Linked DNA regions of Homo sapiens: region 2 is linked to region 1. Evidence: chromatin contacts called from ENCODE Hi-C or POLR2A ChIA-PET data. All regions are on one chromosome and are shown on one strand. The core of a region is the stretch at or near the end of the contact, and the rest is flanking DNA. Distances in the headings are between cores, read along the strand shown.

Evidence for each region. Hi-C counts contacts between places; a loop is a spot of excess contacts on that map. ChIA-PET counts read pairs that join two places held with the same protein, here RNA polymerase II (POLR2A).
Region 2: a map of endothelial cell of umbilical vein shows a loop between it and region 1 (2.0-fold over the local background). The contact joins two enhancer-like sites. A Hi-C loop is called at or near these places in 2 of 168 maps with a recorded cell type or tissue (endothelial cell of umbilical vein and gastrocnemius medialis). POLR2A ChIA-PET finds 5 or more read pairs at or near these places in 3 of 52 experiments (AG04449, BJ and PC-3).

What each region holds. Positions count from the first base shown.
Region 1 is chr13:59,631,919-59,636,815 of GRCh38, forward strand. No RefSeq gene overlaps it. Among named protein-coding and RNA genes, the nearest start is that of DIAPH3-AS1, 380 kb to the right of the region's middle. Within about 2 kb of position 1,446, at least 3 of the 41 ENCODE cell types and tissues checked have a DNase peak (open chromatin) inside an H3K27ac peak, as active enhancers do; they include endothelial cell of umbilical vein, where a contact is called at or near this core.
Region 2 is chr13:59,663,273-59,668,301 of GRCh38, forward strand. DIAPH3 (diaphanous related formin 3) reads right to left here. Exons shown (of 28, transcript NM_001042517.2): 28 at 2,311-3,574. The coding sequence ends at 3,312. Among named protein-coding and RNA genes, the nearest start is that of DIAPH3-AS1, 350 kb to the right of the region's middle. Within about 2 kb of position 3,404, at least 2 of the 41 ENCODE cell types and tissues checked have a DNase peak (open chromatin) inside an H3K27ac peak, as active enhancers do; they include endothelial cell of umbilical vein, where a contact is called at or near this core.

The DNA of each region.
Region 1 (4,897 bases), core at 196-2,695:
TCTGAATCCCAAAGTGTTTATTTTGTCACATACTTTATAACCACAACAAACCTCAATAAATGGTTGAATAACAAAGCCTTCTTTAAGCCTGATTATTGGAATAGAGACAAAATCCATTCTGGAGCCCAAAACCTTGCAAACAGTATCAGGCTGCTTTCTGTTTTTACTCAACCTTAGAAGTTGCACCCAAAATGACCTAGCCCTAGTATTACAGAACAATTAAATACACAGTATTATTATAAGGCAAGCGTTATTGAATAAATGCAGATGTTGCTGAAATTGGCGGTATAATGTAACACACAGCACTGGCTTGAGAAAAGTGTTTTACACCCATTTCTTAGTCCTCAAATAAGTTCTCCATGAAGTTGGTGGGCAGAAGGCAGGGAATAATATGATCCTTTGCATTATAGCAAAGGAACTGAGCGACTTGAAATTGGTTTGGAGATCTAAACTAGACATTCAGAATATCATTTCGTTCCCAGGGGCCTCCTCAGTATGAGAAGTTTCCAAATGATTTTCTCATAAGAAAACGGATGATGATAGTCACAAGAATGTCTGAAACTTCATTTTGTTGTGTCGTAAATAACATATTCCTTGAATTATATCCCTTTATAGTACATATGTCACCTCACCCAGCTATCTCCATTGTGAAAAACTCAGATTTGGGAGAGGACAGACTGGCATTCCCTGATGTCCCTATTGTTATAAAATGTTTGATAAAGCTGAAGTCTGCCTCCAAGTATTTTTTAGACATTGGTCAATTTATTCATTTAATAAATTATTACTGAACATCTGCCACCTGCTAGACACTGCACTAGGTCCTGATAATAAAACAAGCAAAGCACAGTCTCTGCCCTCCTTTGACACCTCTGCAGCTGCTGAAAGTAAAATTAGAATCAAAAGCCAAGAGATGAGATTCATTAGACATAGAAATGACTGACCTCAAAAAATAATCTGTACAGGTTGGCTGAGAAAATGTTAAGACACATAACTGATAAACAATTATGCATGTGTTAAATTGGAGCTATTATCTAATCCAGATACAATGAATAGACATGTGGAAATAATGAACTGAATTCACTCCCTCATATATCACATATATTGTATGTGTACCTTTCCCTGCCCTCACAGAACTTATAGCACTGATTTACCAGTTTCTCTCTGTCTTTCCCAGCTGTGAAAATGTCACCACATCGATTCAATTGCCTAAACCTAATTGTAGGAGTCATCTTTCATTCTTCTTCTTCCCTCAACCTTAACCGCTTACCCTCACTCCTGGTCCTCTCAGCCCTAAACACACAATCCAGTAAGAAATTTTGCCCACTCCAAAACACACCGTGAATCTTCCCTTTTTTCACAGTCTCTACAACCACTTCTCTGGCCTAGCACTATCGTCTCTCACATGGCCCGCTGGGATAAAGTCCTGACTGGTCCCCCTGCTTCCGTCCTTCTCGTCCAAGCCCAACACACACACATCCCTTCCTGACTCAGCATCCGGAGTGAAATTCTCTTAAAAGATAAACCAGAGTGTGCCACTTACCAGCATCAAGCGGCTTCCCGTGCATATGGGATCAAATCCAAGCTCCTCTTCCTGACCTATGTGATGTAGCCCCTATTTTTCTCTCCCAGCTCAACTCCTGCTATTGTTGCCTTCATCCAGACACGCTGGCCTTTCTGTGCCTCCCATTCACTTACTTTCTTCCCAACTTTGGGCCTTTGTACAGGCTGGTCCTTCTGATCTTCACAGAGCTGGTTTCCTCATCATTCGGATCACAAAGAAGGGTCACCTCCTCAGACACCTTCTTTGACCTTCCACTCAATTTCACGTCACTACCACTGTAATTTTCCGCATACCACTTATCAAAGTCTGTGATTTACCCTCCTTTTTTGGCTTATTTGATTCTTGTTTGTCTACTACCACTAGAACAGAAACTCTGTGTCTATCTTGTCTGCTACTGTATCCCTGGGGCCTAGAATTTTGCCTGACATGCATTTGATGCTTAATAAATATATGTGGAATGAATGGATGAATGATGATAGTAGAAGAGGAGGGGGTAATGAGTACTGGAGGGAGAGGAGGTGAGGTGAAAAGGAGAGACTGGGGAATGAAAAGATATGGAGAAATGTTGGCAGAGTGAGAGACAGAGAGAGAAATTAACTGGCTTTGAGATTGAGACTCCAAGGACGGAAAAAGTTAAATGCAGCAGGAATATAAAGTGGGGTGAGGAAGGGAGTGGAAAGGTGAGAATGGAGAGGCCGGCAGCAGGCGGATCATCAGGAACTTCCAAATCCAAGAAAAACGGTTTGTGCTTTGTTCTGTGGAAACCAATTAAAGGTTTTAAGCAGGGGAGTGACAGGAACAGATTTGTGTTTTAGAAAGATCACTGTGGCTGAGATGTAAAGAATGAATTAGAAGAGAGAAGACAGAAGAAAAATTATGTTAACATAAAGGAATGGTCAATGTGGCAGCTTAAACAAAGGGGAGTCAGAAAGCAGGGATTTGGCAGAGTTTTTCCAACACTGTCAGGGAAGAGGCGGTAAATCTGAGAATCTGAGCACCCCAGTGACTACAGAGGAAGTATATAATGGCCGGTAAGAGTCTGGGTTTGGAGTCAGACAGACCTGGGTTTAACCTCAAATCTATCACTCTGTAGCTTATGTGATCTAGAACAAGCAATCAATTCTAAGCCACAATGTCCTCTTCTGTAAAATAGGAGTAATAATTGCCAGACTGTAAACTGCTTAGTTCTCTGCTTGCTATGTTTGAGTGCTAAATAAATATTAGTTTTATTGTGATACTACTAGGTATGCCCTGTGATGGGCTTAGAAAATTCTAACAGGTCACTCCATGACCTGGACAAACTAGACCTCATAGCCTCTACCTTCTTTCGATATATGTCTCTACAAATCAGGAAACTCTGATTATTAACTTGGCTTCCTAGAGCGCTGCTTTATGAGTATCTTGGCCACCAATAAAAGTATATTTCTCAATGAATAGTAAGAAGATAGCACTGTGTTTACATGTAGTTTCTGTTGAGTTAGGTTAGCTTGAGTCAGGCCCCTAAACTTATATTCATTTCTAAGAAGAACCAAACTCTGAGATGTGCTTTGCCCTGGATCAGTGGCTGCACCAAGAAGACCCACCCCTCAGAGAGTGAGCAATGGGTTATCCTGACAGTGGGATTTTGTCTCTTAACATCAGCCATTCCCAATTGTGCCACACAGAAGCACATGCCTTAAATCTGATCACTCTTCTACAGAACATTTTTGGTACTTGAAGATTTCCTGTTTTTCTTTTACTTTCCTCCTTCCAATCTTTCCTTAAGCACAGATATCCAGATGGAATAAGAAATAACTAGGGTTGTTTTTCAGTTCCCAGCTTCAAATGGATCAGGAGTGATGTCCGCTTATGCATTTGATGTGTTTTTCTTTGAATCTGTCTTTGGGGAAAAGGGTTGTATCTGTTACAGACTTAATATTTTTAGAAATTTAATAGGCTCATTTAGAGGTAAATATTTTAAACAGGCCACCCATGCGTTACATTAACTGCACCTTGCTGTGACATTGTCACAAAGGCTTCAAACCTCAGGGACTGAGAAACCTTTTAACACTCTGTTTAGTAAACGTTAAACCCTCGGTTGATGATCTGAGTTCACTCTCCCTTAGTATAGATCAGGCTGGTGAGGCGGGTGATATTTCAGTCATTTGAATGTCAGTCTAAAAGCATGCACATCACTGCTGCACATCATCAGAGCCTCGGGTCATTTACACTTGTGGTTGTTTTACTTCACAGCCCAGAGCCTTCCCCGAGCTGCTGTCATTCTGACCCTGAGGCCGCCCTTCACAGCCTCCTGACTCCACTCCCAACATCCCCTTTCAAGCTGACACAGAGCAAAGGCTGACCTTGTCCCATCAACCACTTACCCACACAGACCTAATTAATCTTTGGTTGCCAGTAAATCCAGCACACTTCCCTCCTTGCATACTACAGAATTTCGCAGAGGGGATGCTTTGGGCTTCGTTTGCTTCCCTATGAGATGAGCTGTGGCTGAAACACAGACAGCTGCCCTATAGAATGATCTGAGGGCCCTGTCAACAAAAGGCGTCCCCTTGTCAGAGTGTCAGGGTGTGGGAACTCACTCCTAGCCCCTTTCCATTACTCCTGAGGACTTCTTTCCAAGAATAAAGAATTCCTAGAAAAATTAACCAATTGCCTCTCACAAGGCAGTGGTGTCCTAAGACAGAGTTCATACAGGGATAAGGGGAAAGGAAAGGAAAAGGGTACTGAAGATGGGATTCTGGGTGTCTTGAGACATTTGAGGGCTTTGGGTACCTGCAAGTAGTGAGACTCTAAGTGAGGATGCAACATGACCCTAGAGTCAAACAAACCATCTGGGTTTGTTCAAGGTCATTAAACTATATGACCCACCATGCAGATGCATTATAATAAATACAAATACCACTCACTGCCAAATTTAGTTTTGGCCAGACTTGGCTTCAGTCAAGAACACAAAAATGCAAATCAGTGGCTACTTCAACAGATGGAGGTTGGGGGTCTAGAGTGAGACTCGTAGTCTCCACTTTGGGCATTCAGGATAATCAAGATGCATCCAGATCACTGTAGGAAGGTAACTGTTGTCTACATGAGATACTTGGATCAGCACTGGCCTCAGTTTGATGGGCTTCTTATCCGTGAATAGAGTGCAGACTGGAATTTGGATTGTGGGGTCTGATAAGGAAGAGGGCATTCACTGCCTGTGGAGTGAGAAACTTGAGGGGTGGGGAAGGTTGGTGGTCCTGCACACTTTCTGACACTGGTAACAGCTTCCTATTGCACCATCCCTGTAGCTCAGGGGATCCTGCTGTCCACTTTAGCAAGAGTTGGGAAATATATTTG
Region 2 (5,029 bases), core at 2,154-4,653, 33 kb after region 1:
CACAATGATCTTTCTGGGATCAGGGGTGTATTAGTCTGTTCTCACTCTGCTAATAAAGATATAACCAAGACTGGGTAATTTATAAAGGAAAGAGGTTTAATGGACTCACAGTTCCACATGGCCTCACAATCATGGCAGAAGAGCAAGGGATGTCTTACATGGTGGCAGGCAAGAGAGAGCTTGTGCAGGGGAACTCCCCTTTATAAACCATCAGATCTCATGAGACTTATTCACTATCATGAGAACAGCACAAGAAAGACCTCCCACCAGGTCCCTCCCATGACACATGGGAATTATGGGAGCTACAATTCAAGATGAGATTTGGATGGGGACACTGCCAAACCATATCATGGGGTTTGTCACTGGCCTGGATGGAACATCCTTGTCAAGATGCACACACACACACACACACACACACACACACTTAGAGAGACAGACAAAAGAAAGAGAGAGAGGGAGAGTGCACGGTTTATAATGAGGGATTGGACCAGGTGATTTTTTGGAAGCTGAGAAGTCCCACCATCTGCCATCTGCCAGCTGAAGGTGTAATTCCAGTCCAACCTCAAAGGCCTGAGAAGCAGAAAAGCCCGTGATGTAAATCCTAGTCTGAGTTCAAAGGTCCACGAACCGGGAAGGCCGATGAGAAAGGGCAGGAGAGGACGATGTCGCAACTGAAGTAGAGTGTGCAGATTTACACTTTCTCCACTTTCTGTTCTATTCTGGCCCTCAGGAGACTGGATGATGCCCACCTACAGTGGGAGGGCTATCTTCCTTATTCAGTCTATGTATGCAAATGCAAATCTCTTCCAGAAACACCCTCACAGGCACAATAAGAAATAAAACCGTACCGCTTGTCTGGGGCATCCTTTAGCCCAGTCAAGTTGACACATAAAATTAATCATCTGCCGGGCACGGTGGCTCATGCCTGTAATCCCAGCACTTTGGGAGGCCTAGGCGGGCGGATCACGAGGTCAGGAGATCGAGACCATTCTGGCTAACACAGTGAAACCCCGTCTCTACTAAAAATTAGCCAGACGTGGTGGTGGGCGCCTATAGTCCTAGCTACTCGGGAGGCTGAGGCAGGAGAGTGGTGTGAACCTGGGAGGCAGAGCTTGCAGAGAGCAGAGATCGCACCAGTGCACTCCAGCCTGGGCGACAGACTCTGTCTCAAAAAAAAAAAAAAAATTAATCATTATACTGGCTCATTCAAATGAACAAACTGCTTATTCAAAAAAATAAAATTGTACCTCAACTCCTGCCCTCAAATTAAAGGTCAATGCTATGGTTTGGCTAAGGAAATATCATGCATTTTAAAACCCTAATCATACCTCTAGCCCATTGCTGAAAGGGCATCTACCAATAAAAGTATCTCCAAATGATCGTTCCTTGAGTTGGTACTCACCTTTATCAGACATTTAGAGGTTTCCTTTCCACAGCTATGGTCCTTTTTGGAGCCAGCTGCTGTCATCAAGGGAGAGAGAGTGCTGGCTGCTGACCTGTGGGTGGCCAGACGCTTCTGATACTCTGCTAGCCTTGGGCTCCTGGCCCTCTTGCTTGAAAGTTGTCCTCAGCCCCTGCAGACAGACGCTCTGGGGCTTGACTGCTCCATTTCTGGACTTCCTTGCCTTCCTCTGCCCCTCGGAGTCTCCGTCATCTTCACTTTCCTTTATTTGCCGGGCTTCTTCTCCCCCGTGGCTGCTCCCCGGTCCCAAGTTTCCAGAGTTTTTACCTGCTTCCTGGTGTGCCCAAACTATCTAGTTGAATTTAAGTTTTGTTTCTGAAAAACCCAAGTCTGCAAAATCACATTAAGAACTGATAGTGAGAGTTCTTTCATTTAAATTCTTTCCTAAACAAAACAATCCTGCCTTGTTGTTAGGGGTGCCGTCAGCTTAAATATGTAAATGTCCTTCACCTTTCTTGATTTTTAAGGTTTGTTTTCAGAAAAACAGGAATTGCAACTGGATGGCAAAATGCACATTTCAGCAATACATACAAATTCACATTTATTCCTACACTGGCTACAGAGAATACTCTGTTCTCCAATGTCTATAAACAGGGCCTGGCTCATAGTTCTAATTAATTAACTTTATTAACTTAGAGCTGAAAGGAGGTGGCAACTTAAGGAAATAAAAAGCAATAGACCTTGCCCGACTAGTTCCATATAACTGCTTTTTAACTGAAGGTAAAAGAACAGTCACTTACTTATTACATGTAATAAAGCAAAATAGATGCTTAGACAGACTGCATAGCACAGTCTATTCTCAGCTTATCCACAGAATGTTTTCAAAAAAAGAGAGACAAAAGAAAGCATTTTTTTTCATTTAGTGCAAGTAGCAAGTTTATTTCCTTTGATATAGAATTAACAGAGTAATGATGCCCAAATGAGGTAATATTACATTTGCTTAGGAAAACTTTCCTTGAAACACTTATTTAGATCTTTGTTAAAGTTATTGATTGTCAGATCAGAGAAATTGCAATCCCAAGTTTATTCATAAAATAAAAAAAGTTGTTACTTTGGAAATTTCAAAATGGCAATTTTATCTCAGAGTCATAATTACAAGGGGAAAAATACTCTCTTAGCCAAGATCAAGAATTTCGGCAGCACTGCAATTCTGTTTACATCCACGTTACACAAAAGCACATGCATTTGGCAAAGAGAGTGCATACATTCTTATTGCATCATTTTTCGTTATGTGCTCAATTGCCTTATGGTCCCCTAGAGGGTCTACTTAACATGAATTCAACAATGATGATAATGGGGTCACCAGTCATTTCCTTACATATATAGCTCTGATGTATTCAATTACATGTTTTTGATGTTGTGCTGGTAGTATATAGATCCCAATTAAGGAGAAACTTGGGCCTATATAAACAATATATATGGAATATACATGGATATGTAAAGACTTGAGGTTGATGACCTGACATCCATTAATGTTAAAAATAGTAAAGTAAAAATTCCAGTGGCTTAGAAAGATGGTATTTTCTTAAGGACACACTGCTGAACACATGGCCACCTACCTGCTCTCTAAAGCAATATGTATAATTTAACCACCAAATAAAGAACTGAGGAATACCAGGAGACAAAAAAAAAAAAAAAAGGATTAAAGCCCGGTACAATCTTGAATAAACCAAAACCTCCAGTACATAGAAAAAGCATTGCAATCATATATTTAGCTTTATTTTTCTAATATATATCATAATTTAAAACTATATAAAGTCACTTACATAAAAGCAATTTTTTCAAGTGTTATAGTTTAGAGCATGGCTTTATATTTGGCTTAATCATTTTTTTTAAAAACCAGTTTAACTTATAAAGCTCGTAATCTTGCCAGCAGGGCTTCAACTTCGGGAACTGATTCATTTTTAGAAAAAGAGCCAAGAAGTTCCGTTTCCTTTTTTCTGTTGCTTTCTACATTACACGCTTCCTTCTTCTCAGCTGCCTTGATCCTCCCAGTAGACGTATGAGTGTCTAGATTATAATTAAGCTCCTTGGCGACTGGAGTCCTTGTTGAGTTGCAATTGATATTGTAGTGTGAACGTGACCCTTCTGTCAACTGCACTTTCTGATTTTCTACAGTAAGGAAAAAAGAAACATAAAACTTATCACCATGATAACCAAGGACTGTGCACGTTATGAAACACATTTAAAATAATTATTCTCAATAAATAAGTAGTCTTCTTAGATAGACTAAACAAAGAAACAGTCAACAGAGTAAGACAGGTTTAAAATAATCACACAGGGGTTTAAGAATAAACTAAAATATAACAGCCAACCGTTTCATTAGCACTAATGCCCATTTCCTTCTTCCTTTATGCCTGACATGCCTGTCACGTGGTTATTATCAGGGCCTGGTCCCATATTTCTTTCAGGTCTCTGTTCAAACACCACCTAAAAAGAGAGGCCTTCCCTAGCCACCCATCTAAAATAGCATTTGCCCTTTGCACTGCTCTATCCTTCCCCGTCATGTTTTCCTTCACAGGGCACATGATGGCTGGACACACAATATATTTGCTCACTTGTCCATTGTCTGTCTTACTAGAATGTGTGCTCCAAGACAGTAGGGACATTATTTTAAATACTGCTGTAACTTCAGGGCCTAAAATGGCCCTGGTGCAAAGTAGGTCCTCAATAAATATTTGTTGGATAAATAAATAATTTCCACACTCTGTGACACAAGATTAAACATTAGCTTGAATAATAATGAGATTAATTTCCTTTTTGAATGAAATCAAGAAGGAAAGTTTCTAATAAGAATTTAAAAAGTCGATTATTTTCCTTTAAAGAAACAATGAACTTGGCAAGCAAATAATTAAAACTTCCTAGCAAACCAGAATGTTATATGTAATTGTCAAGTATATACACATCTATACATACATGCATGTACATATATACATACACACATACATTCTTTTATTGGTAAGTGATGGTAATGATGACTTTTAAAAAACAGACACCCTCAATATTCATGTAACCTTGAATGGGGCTTGAAAATGGCTTCAACAAACCTGACATGACATTTAAAGTTTTTTGGTTATTCTCTGAGAGATGTTCCATTGTCCCAATAGTAATGACTTTGGAGCACAAGCAGTCACTCATGACAGTGTGTTTTATGTGAGTGCTGAAAATTCCAACTGAAAACAGCTTGTACATTAAAAGGTGGCTGCTGAAGATATTTACTGCACTGTCATTTTCTGACCAGAGGCTTCCAGTGATGGATGAGGATTTTACACACTTTCTTGGACAATCTCAACAAATTTTAGAAGTATGATCACCTTTTAGCTGCTGGAAGAAAATAAATACACTTTGTCTTTCACCTTCTATATCAGGTGGGCAACTGTTACTCAAAAATCAAAATCTAATAGAGCAGTGATTTTCTCTTAAAGGAGTGTATGCTCTGTAGCTTATAATGTACATATTGTGTTTGCCGGAAAGAGCACGGTAGATGTGGTATTCCTGCAGTTCCTATGACCACATCCTTTTCTTTTCTAGCTCCCACACCTCTGTCCCAAAGAATGCTTGAAAACT